2 separate regions of the Homo sapiens genome follow, and region 2 is linked to region 1. The links are chromatin contacts, found by Hi-C or POLR2A ChIA-PET in ENCODE. All regions are on one chromosome and are shown on one strand. The core of a region is the stretch at or near the end of the contact, and the rest is flanking DNA. Distances in the headings are between cores, read along the strand shown.

The links. A loop is a pair of places that touch in the nucleus more often than their neighbours do. ChIA-PET counts read pairs that join two places held with the same protein, here RNA polymerase II (POLR2A). Pooled maps may share reads with other maps.
Region 2: a pooled map of posterior vena cava shows a loop between it and region 1 (2.9-fold over the local background). The contact joins two enhancer-like sites. A Hi-C loop is called at or near these places in 1 of 168 maps with a recorded cell type or tissue (endothelial cell of umbilical vein) and 1 of 50 pooled maps. POLR2A ChIA-PET finds 5 or more read pairs at or near these places in 1 of 52 experiments (activated T-cell).

The regions. Positions count from the first base shown.
Region 1 is chr6:140,438,053-140,445,267 of GRCh38, reverse strand. No RefSeq gene overlaps it. Among named protein-coding and RNA genes, the nearest start is that of MIR3668, 240 kb to the right of the region's middle. Within about 2 kb of position 3,872, at least 5 of the 41 ENCODE cell types and tissues checked have a DNase peak (open chromatin) inside an H3K27ac peak, as active enhancers do.
Region 2 is chr6:140,855,112-140,862,326 of GRCh38, reverse strand. The region is part of intron 1 of LOC102723724 (a long non-coding RNA gene); the gene reads left to right. Among named protein-coding and RNA genes, the nearest start is that of MIR4465, 170 kb to the right of the region's middle. Within about 2 kb of position 3,751, at least 3 of the 41 ENCODE cell types and tissues checked have a DNase peak (open chromatin) inside an H3K27ac peak, as active enhancers do.

The sequences.
Region 1 (7,215 bases), core at 2,623-5,122:
AAAGATATTGACAGTAGATGACTAGTTTAAGAAATGGTAAAAAAAAAAAAATCCATAGACGGTAGTGGCTTGAGTGTAGCATAGGAAAGATTTTGGTGTTGAGTTTTTATTGTTTGCTTATTAATGTGGGAGTAGGTATATTTTTATGCTGCCCGGAAAGATGCAATTGGAAAAAAAATGCATGAAAATATGGGAAGGAAAAAGCTAATAAAGGGAGGCCCATGATGAAACAGGAAAGAATCACTCTGAAATAACACATGAAGAAAAGGAATTAAGCATAAGAAATAGGAATGGGACTAGAGTTTTCTGGGTGGTCTGGGCCTGAGTATGGAGGGGGAGATGGTGCTGTGATTAAATGCACCTGGTAAAGATGTGGAGAAATGGAAAGGCATAGCAACACAGGGAATTGAAGATAATACTTGTTCAATTAATAGATTTAATGAGTGAATGAATGAATGAAGGAATGAAATGCAATGAATTTGAACCAGAGATTTGGACACAACTAATGTTCCAGGTGAATGAATGAAGGACATTTTAGTCAAATGTAAGAATGAATGAATGCAAAGATGTAGAAGAGTGAAAGATCTTCCTTGTTTCTCTCCAGGAGTGCAAGGTGCAAAGTTGAGTGTAGTTTAGGGTGATGATTGAAATTAAGACTGACGAAGATCTCTAGAGATAGATTGTAAAAAGATTTGCATTTAGAAGTGGGGTGTACATATTTTTACTTTCATGAAAGAATCTTTAAGCAGGGGAAGGACTTTGTCAAATTTCTTTTTTAAGAACATAATACCAACAGCTCTGCAAGAACTGGTGAGTTTAGACGGAGAAAAAGTCTAGATTCCTAAGCATTTCTGAGATAAATTCTACATTTGATACCTAAAGAAATGTGTGTCATAAAGACAGAGATCAGTAGAGTATGACTATAACACAAGAGGGAGTTTTAGAAGGTATATGTTGAATCAAGACTTCCTCTAAAGCCCACTTGGATCCTCTGCTTAAGTAAAAATATGCTTATTTCAAACAGTCAATTTTAAAGGTAAAACCAGTGAGTGTATACCATGCACTTAAAATGATTTTGAAGATCTACGATATTCCAGACATTGTACAAAACACTAGAGATATGAATAAAGCTCAATGTTTGCTCTACGACATCTTCATAGCCCTCTAATAATAAATAACGTAGTCAATAAAGACAAACTGATGTGTGAAAGGCAATATTAGAAATATTCATATGGTAGTATGAAAACACAAAAATGAACACCCAACTTTTCTTATGTGCATAAAGAAAAGTTGCACAGAGCTGAATTTGAATAATAGCTCAGAGGATAAGCTATAGTTTTCATAGGAAGATAAAGGGAATGATAAGGGGAATAGCAGGGAGAGTATGCATCCCATTTGAACAACAAAATGCCTTCTTAGACCAGAGGGAGAAGCAAGCTTTAGGAGTGTTTATTTATGGAGGAGACTGTAAAGCTAGTAGATGTGGACAGTCTTGAATGCAATGTCACTGTCTTTTTTTTCTGTTGTTTCAGTCTGTACTGCTAAAACAAAATACCTGAAACTGGGAAACTGATAAATCACAGAAATTTCTTTTCTCACAGTTCTGGAAGAGGGGAAGTCCAAGGTCAAGGTGCTAGCAGATTTTGTGTCTGGTGAGAGCTGCTCTCTGCTGCCAAGATGGCATCTCTTGGTGAGTCCTCACAAGAAGGAAAAGAAAAGCACAAAAGAACACCTCCTTCAACTTTTTTTCTTCTTTTTTTTTTTTTTTTGAGATGGAGTTTTGCTCTTGTTTCCCAGGCTGGAGTGCAATGGCACCATGTTGGCTCACCACAACCTCTGCCTCCCAGGTTCAAGCGATTCTCCTGCCTCAACCTCCAGAGTAGCTGAGATTACAGGCATGCACTGCCATGCCTGGCTACTTCTGTATTTTTATTTATTTATTTATTTATTTATTTATTTATTTATTTATTTATTTGAGACAGAGCCTCACTCTGTCACCCAGGCTGGAGCGCAATGGCGCGATCTTGGCTCTCTGCAACCTCTGTTTCCTGGCTTCAAGCGATTCTCCTGCCTCAGCCTTCTGAGTAGCTGGGATTACAGGCGCCCACCATCACGCCTAGCTAATTTTTGTATTTTTAGTAGAGATGGGGTTTCCCCATGTTGGCCAGGCTGGTCTTGAACTCCTGACCTCAGGTGATCCACCCGCCTTGGCCTCCCAAAGTGCTGGGATTACAGGCATGAGCCACCGCGCCTGACCTACTTCTGTATTTTTAGTAGAGACAGGGTTTCTCCATGTTGGTCAGGCTGGTCTCGAACTCCTCACCTCAGGTGATCCACCCGCCTCGGACTCCCAAAGTGCTAGGATTACAGGTGTGCTACTGAGCCCGGCCCCTTCAACTTCTTTTATAAGGCATCACAAGGTTTCTAATCCCATTCATGAGGGATCCACACTCATGACAACTACCTCCTAAATGTCCCACGTCTTTACATATGATCAGAGTGGCAATTAAGTTTCTATGTATAAATGCTGGGAATGCATTTAGACCATAGCACCTATGAGGATTATGATGACGATACTAATGATGGGGATCATGATTGAGATGACTATAATGAATATTTATTAAGTACTTACTATGGCCAACAGTTATTGCACTACACATTTATAGAAAGTCATTCATGTCTTTCCCTTGGGCAGCCTGTAAGTTCAATATTAACACCATTTTACAGGTAAGGAAGATGAGGCACAGAGAGGTTGAATAAATGGGCCAAATTCATCAACTGCTAAGTGGAAGAGCCAGCACTTGAAGCCAGACTGTCTGCCTCTGTAACATTAAACACTCAATCAGACTGACCCTGATGGATATGGGGAAGATTTTAAGTGTTTAATGCAGAATGATGACATAAATGACTTGCTTATTTAGAACAGTAACTCTGCAGTTGAAAGGATGAATTAAATGTTGGGAAGTGGTTATTAAAATGCTGTTGCAGTGGTCCAGGTAGCCAAATATAAGAACATCACTATGGTTATTGTAGTGAGGATACATAAATAAAGGACAGATTGGAGACTTCTTGAGCAACCAGAATTGGCAGAACCTGTTGATGGATTGGGGTAATTAACATTAGGGCACACACAAAAAAAGGAAGGTAACATTTCATCTCCAAACTAGAAAAAGATAGATATGATTTAGTTGGGAAGATGAAGAACTTTGAGCATATTACCTGCAAGATACTCAAACAAAACTCAGTAGGACACAATTATACTTGCAGGGTGAATCTCAAGAGGAAAAGGATTTAAGTGCAGATGTGGTAGCCATCAGAGGAAAGAAGTTATTTTAAGATATGAGTGTGGATATCGTTTTATAAAGAAGGGTGAAGAATGACAAGAGAAAAGGGTTACATACAGACGATCTGTGGAGCAGCTGACTAAGTGATGTGCAAATTAGACTGGCAAGGAAAGACAAGAGTTAGAAAGAAAACCAGAGGAAAGAGATGCCCCAGAAACAAGAGAGAAGCAGGAAAATATTACATTATCACTAAGTCTAAGGTTTTAGGGCTCCTCAAGAGTATCCTTTGGAATTGATCATAATGATGCCCCCAGTGATCCTAAGGAATGCCCTGAAATGCGGTAGCTGGAGCTAGTCCCAATCGCAAGGCACTAAATTTTCTTCCATGAGCAGTTCAGTGCTAGTGACGAAGGGAGCGCCTGACTGATGCACAAAGATGACAGCTATGTGGCCAAGAGACCAAGACTATGAGAAAATGTTCCATTCTGGCCCTGCCCCCAGATGGAGCTGTATGCTCATCAGTGGAGCGATAAAATGCCATGGCCTGGGAGGCGGGGGAGGAAAAGTTCTCTGTAACTCTTACCATTCAAAAGTTTGTCAAGGCATCATTTTTCTTCAGAAGCAGAGAAGTCTGTCCCCTGTTGTTACTTGACAAGTATTAACTAAAAGCCTACTCTGTGCCTTAGGCTGGGAAATACCTTCCTACTATACTTAGAGTAAGAAGAAGAGGAAGATTCTCAGAAGGTATTTACAACTTACTCAGTAACTTCCCAGATTTAAATTACTTAGAAAAAGCAATATCAAGTCTGTAATCTAATATGTAATTGATACAGGATACACAACTTCAGGGGAATTGTGATGTCCTGAAATATTCTTTCAAATGCAACAGAAGGCACGAAGTATAATTATAAAATGACACTGGTTTCTACAAATCAAAGGAAAAATTGGTCTTTGTTCAAGGTCACACATTACATTCAATTAGATGTTTGTATTTAGGAGGCTATCCCGACCCACACATGCTTTCAGCTTACAGACCCACACATGTGCAAAGAAACACAGAACTCAAAAAATCATAAAAATCATAATGTATAAATTTTTCAGAGCTATTAATTTTTCATATGAAATTTTAATCCATTTCTTTTATAACCGGTAGTATTAGATCTCATATTTCTGTTTCATTCCCTTTCCTCACTTTGAAGCAGTTGATATATTTACATGAAAATGACCTCTTTGTTCTTTAGAAAATCATCTCAGGCTTATTCTCTACCCAGAATTACAATAATCCTATATTTGTGACATCTTAATCACCTCCACAGCAACCGATTGTGAGGTTAGAAACAGAGGATTAAAACTTCAAGTGGAAAATAAGAAGCAGGAATTGATGAGTTCTTAACAAACCAAGATTTTTTTTTTCTTCAAAATAAATTACTCCAAGGAACAAGAAAGGATTTTCAAACGAGGACTATGAAGAATATAGAGAAATACAGCAGAGCTGTTTATCAAAGTTTTCCTTGGTATGTCAGCAGGTCCTTTGGAACTGACAGTGCTGATCTAAACATTTCAATAATAATAGAAGTGTTAACAGTGATAGGAACAAATAATATTAAACACTGTCAACTGCAGCATTTCATTTTCACTGGCCTGACAACCACTGCTGCAAAAAATGAAATGAGGAGAAAGAGACTTAACTGTTGAGTCATTGCAAATAAGACTCTATTAACAATACTAGCAATGGGAACAAGGGTATTAAAATGAAAGAAAGCAAGAAAAAAATGAAAGAAAAAGAGAAAGGAGAGAGCAAGAGCGGGGGAGGAGAAAGAAGGAGAGAGGGAGGGAGAAAAAAAGGAACTCAAGCCTGACTCCTGTCTTTAATAGTGAGTGCAAGTTTTGGGTTTCTTTTTGTTTATATTTTTACAGGATACATAGAAACAAATATGTAATAAATAAAAATGGAAGTGTGTCATATTATTGAAAAATAAAACCTGCCTAAAAATATGTAGGAAACTGATGTTGATTCTTTAATGTTGGCCCCATCTCCACCTCACCACCGTGAACCAAAATAACAATCTACTTATTGAAGAGGACATGTCACCTTTGAACTAAATATCTCGGTCTTGTCTTAGTGGAACATGGCATCACTTACACAAACTTAACATAAATGCCTGTTCAAGAACAACGTATTTGAACATTAAATATTTCAGTAACTTGTAATGTTATAATGAATGGTAATAAGCATTATGAATATGAATAGTAGTAATATCTGTTAATAGTTAAATTTGAATATTCATTTTGATATATCTTTATTGTATTTCACAATAAACTTAAAGTAAGACATAAAAACATATGTAACACATAGAATTAAAAATATGTTGCCAAATACATGGATATAAAGTTTTCACTGACTTCCCAATGGGATAGTCAATAGTTAATAAACATTTTGAGCCAATTTCAAAAATTTTATATGTAATTAAGATTATTAATTTAGGTACATGCACCTATTTATAATAATGGACTGAGAAATATTCTAGTGATTCAAGCGTTATCTTTTCCACTCTTCACATGTCAAAAATTATATCTTTAAATTGTCGTGTGTGCAATCACCATCCTCCTAGACAACATCTGTTATCTAAGAGAAGCATGGATGTGCATTTGCTATTCATGCTAACAGGCAGCACTTGTTGAATTCAAGTGTAATGTTCTCATAGAAATTTTAATCTCGCCACAAAGATGTTACTATGAACATTACAACAGCTTTAAAAACATCCTCTAGGTTGGATATTTTTATTAAAGGTCTAAACTCCTCTACTTAAAAAAAATGGATACTTTCATATTATCTTGAAATCATATACAACTACTTTCAATTGAATTAACTTATGACTAATATACCTTACACAAACATCAAATTATTCTAAATATTAAAATAAGTAGAGTGATGTGAGATTTTGTTTTTAGGGACTTAAATTAAGGACAATGTTTTCTTTTCTGAAACTTGTCTTTGCAAAAGAAAATTTCTGGTTTATATGGTTAGAAAATTTGAGAGACATACAAATGGAAAAATATGTGAACAGAATAATAAAACCAGAGACACACTTTGCACACACAATCACTGCCTTATGGACTAGTATGTCACAAAAGCCTTGGTTTCAGCTCTAAATTTTGAATCAGAAAAAGCAAAAAGAGACACAATCGTAAATTTATAATTCCTGAAATATACAAACAAAACAAATACTTTTGAATTTTCATACAGAGTACACACATTTTTTGATGATTTTCTGCTATATGATGTACATATCTTACAACACGACAGTGTGGTTGTAATTTCCATTGTATTATATTATTCAATTTAATTGTATGAATATAATTGGGCTCCTGCCACATCCTCAGCACTGTTCTACAAGCTCTGAACTCTAGTAAAGGTGCATGTTATAGGGGCGAATCACTTTACTTCAAGTGGGTAGAATAGTTTCATTCTGTATCTCCTCTCTCCCTAATTGAGAAGTTCTGTGCCTGGCAGGGATGAAGGTAAGATGTTCCCAGAAAATTTCTTTCCTTTTCTTGGAAGCTTCTCTCTGATGTCTACTAGCACAACTGTGCTATAAGGACAATGTCTAAACACTATGCCTTGCCCCAGCTGACACTGTGAAGAGCTTGAATTTGGTTCTGATTCTGTCTAATTTTGTTTGAACTCAGAGAGGCTAAGCACAAATACTACAGCAATGTTTACTAACTTTCTCAGTCTCCAAGCTCCTCCAGAAATCCCAGGCTCTCCACAAAGTATGCCTTGTAGGGATAGAGGTGTCTGCACTCAACCTCCGAGACCTGATCTGTCAGGACTTGTTAGAGGTCACATACCAGATGCTGCTCAGCAAATGACTGAAACATGATAGTGACCTGAGTCTCATATCACGTAGTATGTTTCTCCCTCTAAGTC
Region 2 (7,215 bases), core at 2,502-5,001, 420 kb before region 1:
GAATTACTTGAACCTGGGAGGTGGAGGTTGCAGTGAGCCAAGATCGTGCCACTGCACTCCAGCCTGGTTGACAGAGCGAGATTCTATCTCAGAAAAAAACAAACAAACAAAACAAGGTAACATACATAAAAATTTTCTTACTTTGGTAAATGATATAAACAAAGCCTACACTGAACATTTTAATATAGTTAAAATGTCAAAAAGTTTTTTTTCTCTTTTCTCTCTCTCTTTTGTGTGTGTGTGTGTGGTGTGTGTGTGTGTGTGTGTGTGTGTAAGGTGTTTACTCTGTTACCCTGGCTCGAGTTCAGTGGCATGATCACAGCTTATTGCAGCCTCAACCTCCTCGGTGGAAATGATCCTCCCACTTCAGCCTCCTTCCTGAGTGGCTGGGACTACAGGCATGTGCTGCACACTCAGCTAATTAAAAAAAAATGGGGATGGGGTCTCATTATGTTGACATGGCTAGTCTCAAACTCTTGGGCTCAAGTGATCTTCCCATCTTGGCCTCCCGAAGTGCTAGGATCACAGTTGTGAACCAATATGTCCAGCTCTTAAAAAATAAGAATCAGACGAGGATACCCAGTCTCATTAAACCTTGTACTAGATACCTTTGTAAAATCGTAAAATAAGAAAATAAAACAAACACAGGTAAACGATATTTTTAAATTTTATATAAGATATATATCTCCATAGTTTACTATGGATCACATATAGACAATTTATTGTACTTAATAAATGAGGTCAGCAACATTGTTGTTTATGGTCAATGTATAAATGTCAATTCCTTTTCTATAACTCAGCAACAGATGGATAATATATCTAAAACTTTAGAATATACAATAAAAATATACACAAGGTATTCAGAAATGAATTATATAAAATACATGAATGACCTTGATGGTGAAAATTCAATAAACTTTTTAAAGGATTTCAGAGATTAAATAAAATGAAGAGACATATAATGTTCATGGATAAGATAAGCAATATATTAAAGTCATTTATATTTTTGAATATTATTAATATTTTAAATATTATTAAAGTCATATATTTTTCAAGTTGATCTTTAAGTTTAGAAATTTTGCCAATCATTAATTTGACCAGTTATTTCTAACATTTATATGGGAAGATTGTGTACTTGTAATAGGAATATTCTGAAGAGTATAAAAGTCAACAGTATGGATATTAAGAAATCATAAATTTATGCAACCAGGATATTGTACAGTTGGTTCAGGGATACATAATAGATAATGAGATCAGTGGAATTAGATAAAGCCAAAAAAACAGGCATTTCATATATAAAAACATGACTTAAGACAAATGTGAGGAAATAGTGGACTCAAATGAAAGGCCTAAACAATTGGTTGTATATGAAAAAATAAAATAAAATAGCATTCTTGATTTACACAAGGTGTAGGTAAAGGAGAATTTTTTTGTCCTTGAGCAGAGAAAGATTTTTTTTAATTAAAAACTTCTCGACTACTTTAAAAGTTAAAATGCTTGTGCAAAAAAAGAAAAATATTAAAATATGAGTTACAAGGTGGGATAGGATATTTGCAATGTATGCAACTCTCAACAGATGGTATAGATTATATCAGGAATACTTCAAAATCATTAAGAAAACTGTCCACTGTATAAATGGCAAGATAAACAAGTAATATGGAGAAAATTTATAGAAGTAAAGCCTCAATAGTCAAAAAATAAGAAATAGAATTTCACTAATAATCAGAAAAACCCAAATTACAATAACCATGAAGTAATTTTTGTGTCCATGAAATTAACAATATGTAATTGTACCAAAAAGGCTGTGTTATACCATGAGAATGTTAATTGCTACAATCAGGTGGAAAGACAAATTTAGAAACTCTCTAGTGCATTTGAGGATGGTAATATCCCCGCCATTCTTGCTGGATAGCTTGTAGATCTCTTGTATATTGAGATGTAGAAAATGTTCAAAGCAGCAATGTTTGTAAAACAAGAAATTTTAAAAGTTTTAAATGTTGACTCAAGAAAAAATATATTTTAAATCCACAAATATTATATAACAGATAAGTGAATTAACTAGAGTGACCTGTATCAACATGGATACACCTCAAAAACACATCTGAGAGAAAAAGGTGGCCGAGATCGCGCCACTGCACTCCAGCCTGGGCGACAGAGCGAGACTCCGTCTCAAAAAAAAAAAAAAAAATACATTGGTTTCATTCAGAAAGACGGGACAATTTAAATATTTTCTGATTGATAATTGGTTGAGTTTATCTGAAGACCTGGGATCAAAGGAAATGTTCAGGTTAAGATAAAGGATTGTGGAGACCAAGTTTTATTGTGCAGAGGAATCTCTCAGATAGCTGACTTCAGAGAGAGAGCAGGTTGTAAATTGTTTCTTATCAGACCTAAAAGGGTGCCTGGCTCTTAGTTGATTATCTTCTGGATCTAGAAAGAGAGGAAGGAAAACAAGGGGGAAAGGGGATTTTCTATACAATGTGGATTTTTCCCACAAGAGACTTTGCAGGTCAATTTCAAGGTAAGGCAAGGAAATATATTTGGGGGTTAAATATTTTTTGCTTGTCTTATAAAGTTATGCCAGAGTCAGATTGAAAAGTAAGTCATGATATATAGGGTCAAATAAAACCCATCTGATGAGAATTTATGGTTTGTAAGGCATGACTCCCCAGACTCCTTAGAAAGGAATTTGGGCAAGATTAAAAAAAAAAAATCAGAACTTAGTCCTCATACACCATCAACTTGCTGTTACTTAGCTATGATCAGTATTTAGCATTATATCCTTGTTCTTCTCAGGGTTCTTTTTAAAAAATTAGTTGCAGATCTTTGTTAAAAGGAGGCTTATTTTTCAAATTCTTGTATGTTGGGAAAAGAGGCAAGACAAATGTTTCTGAGATCTTAGAATGCATAGAAAATTTTACAAAAATCACAGTCTGTGTGCACTATAGTCTTGTGGTGCAATAGCACATATACAAAGACCTAATTAAAAAGAAAATCAGACCAGGCGCAGTGGCTCACGCCTGTAATCCTAGCACTCTGGGAGGCTGAGGGGTGGATCACTTGAGCCCAGGAGTTCAGGACCAGCCTGGACAACATGGTGAAACCTCCTCTCTACTAAAAATACAAAAATTAGTCTGGCATGGTGGCACTTGCCTGTAATCCCAGCTACTCGGGAGGCTGAGGCAGGAGAATTGCTTGAACCCAGGAGGTGGAGGTTGCAGTGAGCCGAGATTGCATCACTGCACTCTAGCCTGGGTGACAGAGCAAGACTCTCAAAAATAAAGAAAGAAAAGAAGGGAGGGAGGGAGGGAGGGAGCGAGGGACGGCAAGTGCAGCGGCTCATGCATATGTAATCCCAGCACTTTGGGAGGCCAAGACTGGCAGATCACTTGAGCTGAGGAGTTGGAGACCAGCCTGGACACCACAATGAAACCCAGTCTCTGCAAAAAATACAAAAATTTGCTGAGCGTGCTGGTGCATGCCTGTAGTCCTGGCTACTCAGGAGGCTGAGGTGGGAGAATCACTTGACTTGATGTCGAGGCTGCAGTGAGCTGAGATCGCACCACTCCTAGATGATAAGAGTGAGAGCCTGTCTCAAAACAAAGAAAAGAAAGAAAGAACGAAAGAGAAGAAAATACAGGTATTACGGCCTAGGTAAGTACGTACCCGTATGCTAAATTGTTTAGAAGATTATGTCAGATGAGTCACACCTTAGCTTGGTCCTGTGGAGCACGTATCATTATTAGTCATGTCACGTTTTACAGATGAGTAAACTAATGCAGTTATAATTTGTAGATATATGTAATCAACTAAGCAGCCAAACTAGGATTTGAAACCAGCTCCTTGCCTTCTTAGCCCACGTTCTTATCCTCTAACTAGCACCCAGCCACCAGGACTATTTTCCCCTGACCATGAAAGGCAAACAACTTTCCATTCAAAGAATACTTTATAATGACAAATGATGGGGAGTCAGTATCGCCCTAAGGTCTCCAAGCTGCATCAATAGCTATCAGTCACACATCAGATAAATAGATTTCAGAAGTTTTGTGTACAGTATGTTCTTGAATTTGGGCTTAAGCTCAGACTGACATATAGTATTTCATCACTAATGTGATCTCTTTCTTGCAGAGGGAACATTCTTTTTTTAAATTGTATTGCATAACTTGTTTGCTTCCTAGCAAAACAATTTTTGAATTTCTGTATAATTTCTGTTAAATCTATTTTTAAAGTTGAGGCTTAGGTCAAATGCAAATATGAATATAGATTTATCCAGCATGCATAATTTGTAGTCTGCATGGAACTGACTCATCTGTCTTCAGTATCTGGCAGTCACATGACTAGCTCTCCTGCTAAGAGTGACCTATTCATCCTTCAAATAAACATCCACAAGGGGAAGAAAAACAATATGTACAGTTCCAGAGAAGGAACAACATATTGTGCATGAGCTGATGTACTTGAGTCAGTTCTGCCAACAGTCTTTCAAATTAAGAGTTCCTCATTCAGAAAGCAGTCAGAAATGAAAAGAAATTCTAAATGTTAAGCAATCTAAAAACTTAAGATTATATTCTTTTTTTAAAATACAAGTGAATGACCAAATTAGTAAACAAGTTTCTTGAACATCTGCAGGATGATTTTGGCATATACGTGTTTCAAATAAATATAAAGTTCTATATTATATACAGACATATGCTTTTCTGTACTTACCCTAGTTTAATCTGGAAAAAAAATGTACTTCTGTATTATCTGTGTTCTGCTCAACCCAATCTGTAGTTGAGAAGACAGGAGATCTGTAGATGTATGCACAGGGCAAAATGTTTTAGATACTTCATGGTTTTTTCTATGAGAGGAGAAAACATCCCCACTATGTGAATGATTCTGCCAGTAATGTACATCCCCACCATTTAACAGATTTTTAAAATGCATATGTCATTTTCAGTAAAAAGAAATGTATACAGTAATACCAACTGCAGACTAAAATTGACTTTCTGGAAAAGTTTCACACATTTTCAGTATAAACTGATTAAAATCAGAAAGATGAACTAACATTCTGAAATAGTCATCTAGCTTTAAAATGATAAATTATTGACTATTTGCCTTTATATACTTTATATATATATACAATCATTTTAGGAGAGAACTTGAAGAAATGGTTTAAGAACATTAGGGAGTGAAATTGTACTATCTCTATATGTGAAAACCTCATCTATATAATGTGAAATGAGGTCTCATATTTATGTGGGTTTTCATCAATGAACCAAAGAAATATATTACATTACTGATAGAAAAGTGTGAAGAAAATGGTTTGGATGGAAGAACCTTATAGTAATGTTTGGGATTTAAAATATAGGGATTTAACAGTCTGTACACCTTTGAAAAATCATTTCTAAATTTTTATCATTGCAATTGAACACATTTATTTTAAGATTACATTAAACAATTTTTTATAAATGTAAAAAAATAAATTTAAAATGAAATTCCATACTGTTTTAAAGCAAGGTTGCCTCCAAATTCAGATCTCCTTCTGACCCAAGATTTCAGGAATAATATATTTTTTTTTTCCTAACATTCAGTTTTAGAAGTGGCCAGGACAGTTAATAAAAGATGGCATTACGGAATTATTGACATTTTCTTAGGTGTGATGATGGCACTGTACCTTTGGAAAAAGATTGCCCTCATTTTTTAGAAATGGATGCCGAGTGTTTTATGTGTCATGATATCTGCAACTTATTTTTATATTTACATAAAAATGATGCATAGGTTTATTTATAGACAATTATAAGGCAAGTAAACAAGATCTTAATAATTGTTAAATAAAAGTTGAAGGCACCTGGGTACTAATCTACTTTCAGCTTTTTTGTATTTAAAATAATTTTTAAAACAAGAACATGAAGGGAAAAATAAATTCAATTATAGCCTCCGCCTTCTGATGCTCATATTCCTTATTCTCATTTCCACTTAATTTTTCCCATATGAATTATCTACCATTTTTTACCATACGTGTTATCAGTGCTTTTTAACTGGTCTATAGTGATGGACCCAATTTTTTAATTTTTCTTCAGTTTATCGTAGATTGATATTTTTGCAAAATACAATGAGGTGCAATAAAAATGAAATAAAATGGTACGCCAAATTCAAGCTCTTCCTTATCTCTGCTAATGAGAAACTATTAGAATATTCCAAGTGGTAGATGATAGTGTTTTGGACCAGTGTAGTGGTAGCAAAAGTAATAAGAATGGGTGAGATTCTAAATATATTTTGAAGGCAAATCTGGTTGGATTTACTGATGGATTGGCTGTAGCATTTACAAGAAAGAGAAAAAAATGACTCCAAGTTTTTGGGTGTGAACAACCGAAAGGTTGCAGTTGCAATTAATTAAGAAAGACTAAGATAGCAACAGGTTTAGCAGGGAAATGTATGAGCTCAATTATAAACTTACTATGTTTGAGATGCCCTCTAGACACTCAAATGGAAATGTTGATCCTGAAGTTTCATATGTGAGTCTGGAGTTGGAGAGAGGTCTGAGTTAGAGATAGAAATTTGGTAGTGGTCAATCTATAAAAGGTGTTTTAAGCCTTGAGCTTGGGTGACTGATGAGTCAGTAATAATAACTGCAGAACCTATGTATGACTCATAGTTAGTGAACCAGAATCTATTCTAAACATTTTTCTAAGTATATGTTAATTTCATTATTTCACACAATTAAATAAAATTGGTACAGTTACCTCCATTTTATAGATGGAAAACCAAGGCCCAAAATGTTGGCAGGCTGGCTCAGGATTATATGGAGAATATCAAGAGAATAAGTATAAATAGAAAAGAGGATAATTCTGAGTACTGAGTACTAGGGTACATAAAAATTAAAGAGTAGATGTCTAAAAGAAAAAAAAGACAGCTAAGTATAATGACCTGGAAGTTAAGTGAGGAATATTTGTCAGTGTGGAAGAAGTAAATACTTCAGGATGAAAAGAAGAAAGGAAAAAATGGATAACAAATAGTGTAAGAGTGATTTGCTTTAGTGATGTTCCTAAGTATGCAAAAAGGAAACAACAAATGACCTTAAATATTGTAAACTACAAATGCAAATTTAATGTATTTGACTGTTACAAGCAGTTAAATTTTTGACATGGTGTATATACAATTCTCATACTAAAATTATATATATTTAGTAAATTAAGTATTGTTAAATATTGTGCACTTGTGCATGAAGGAAGGAGT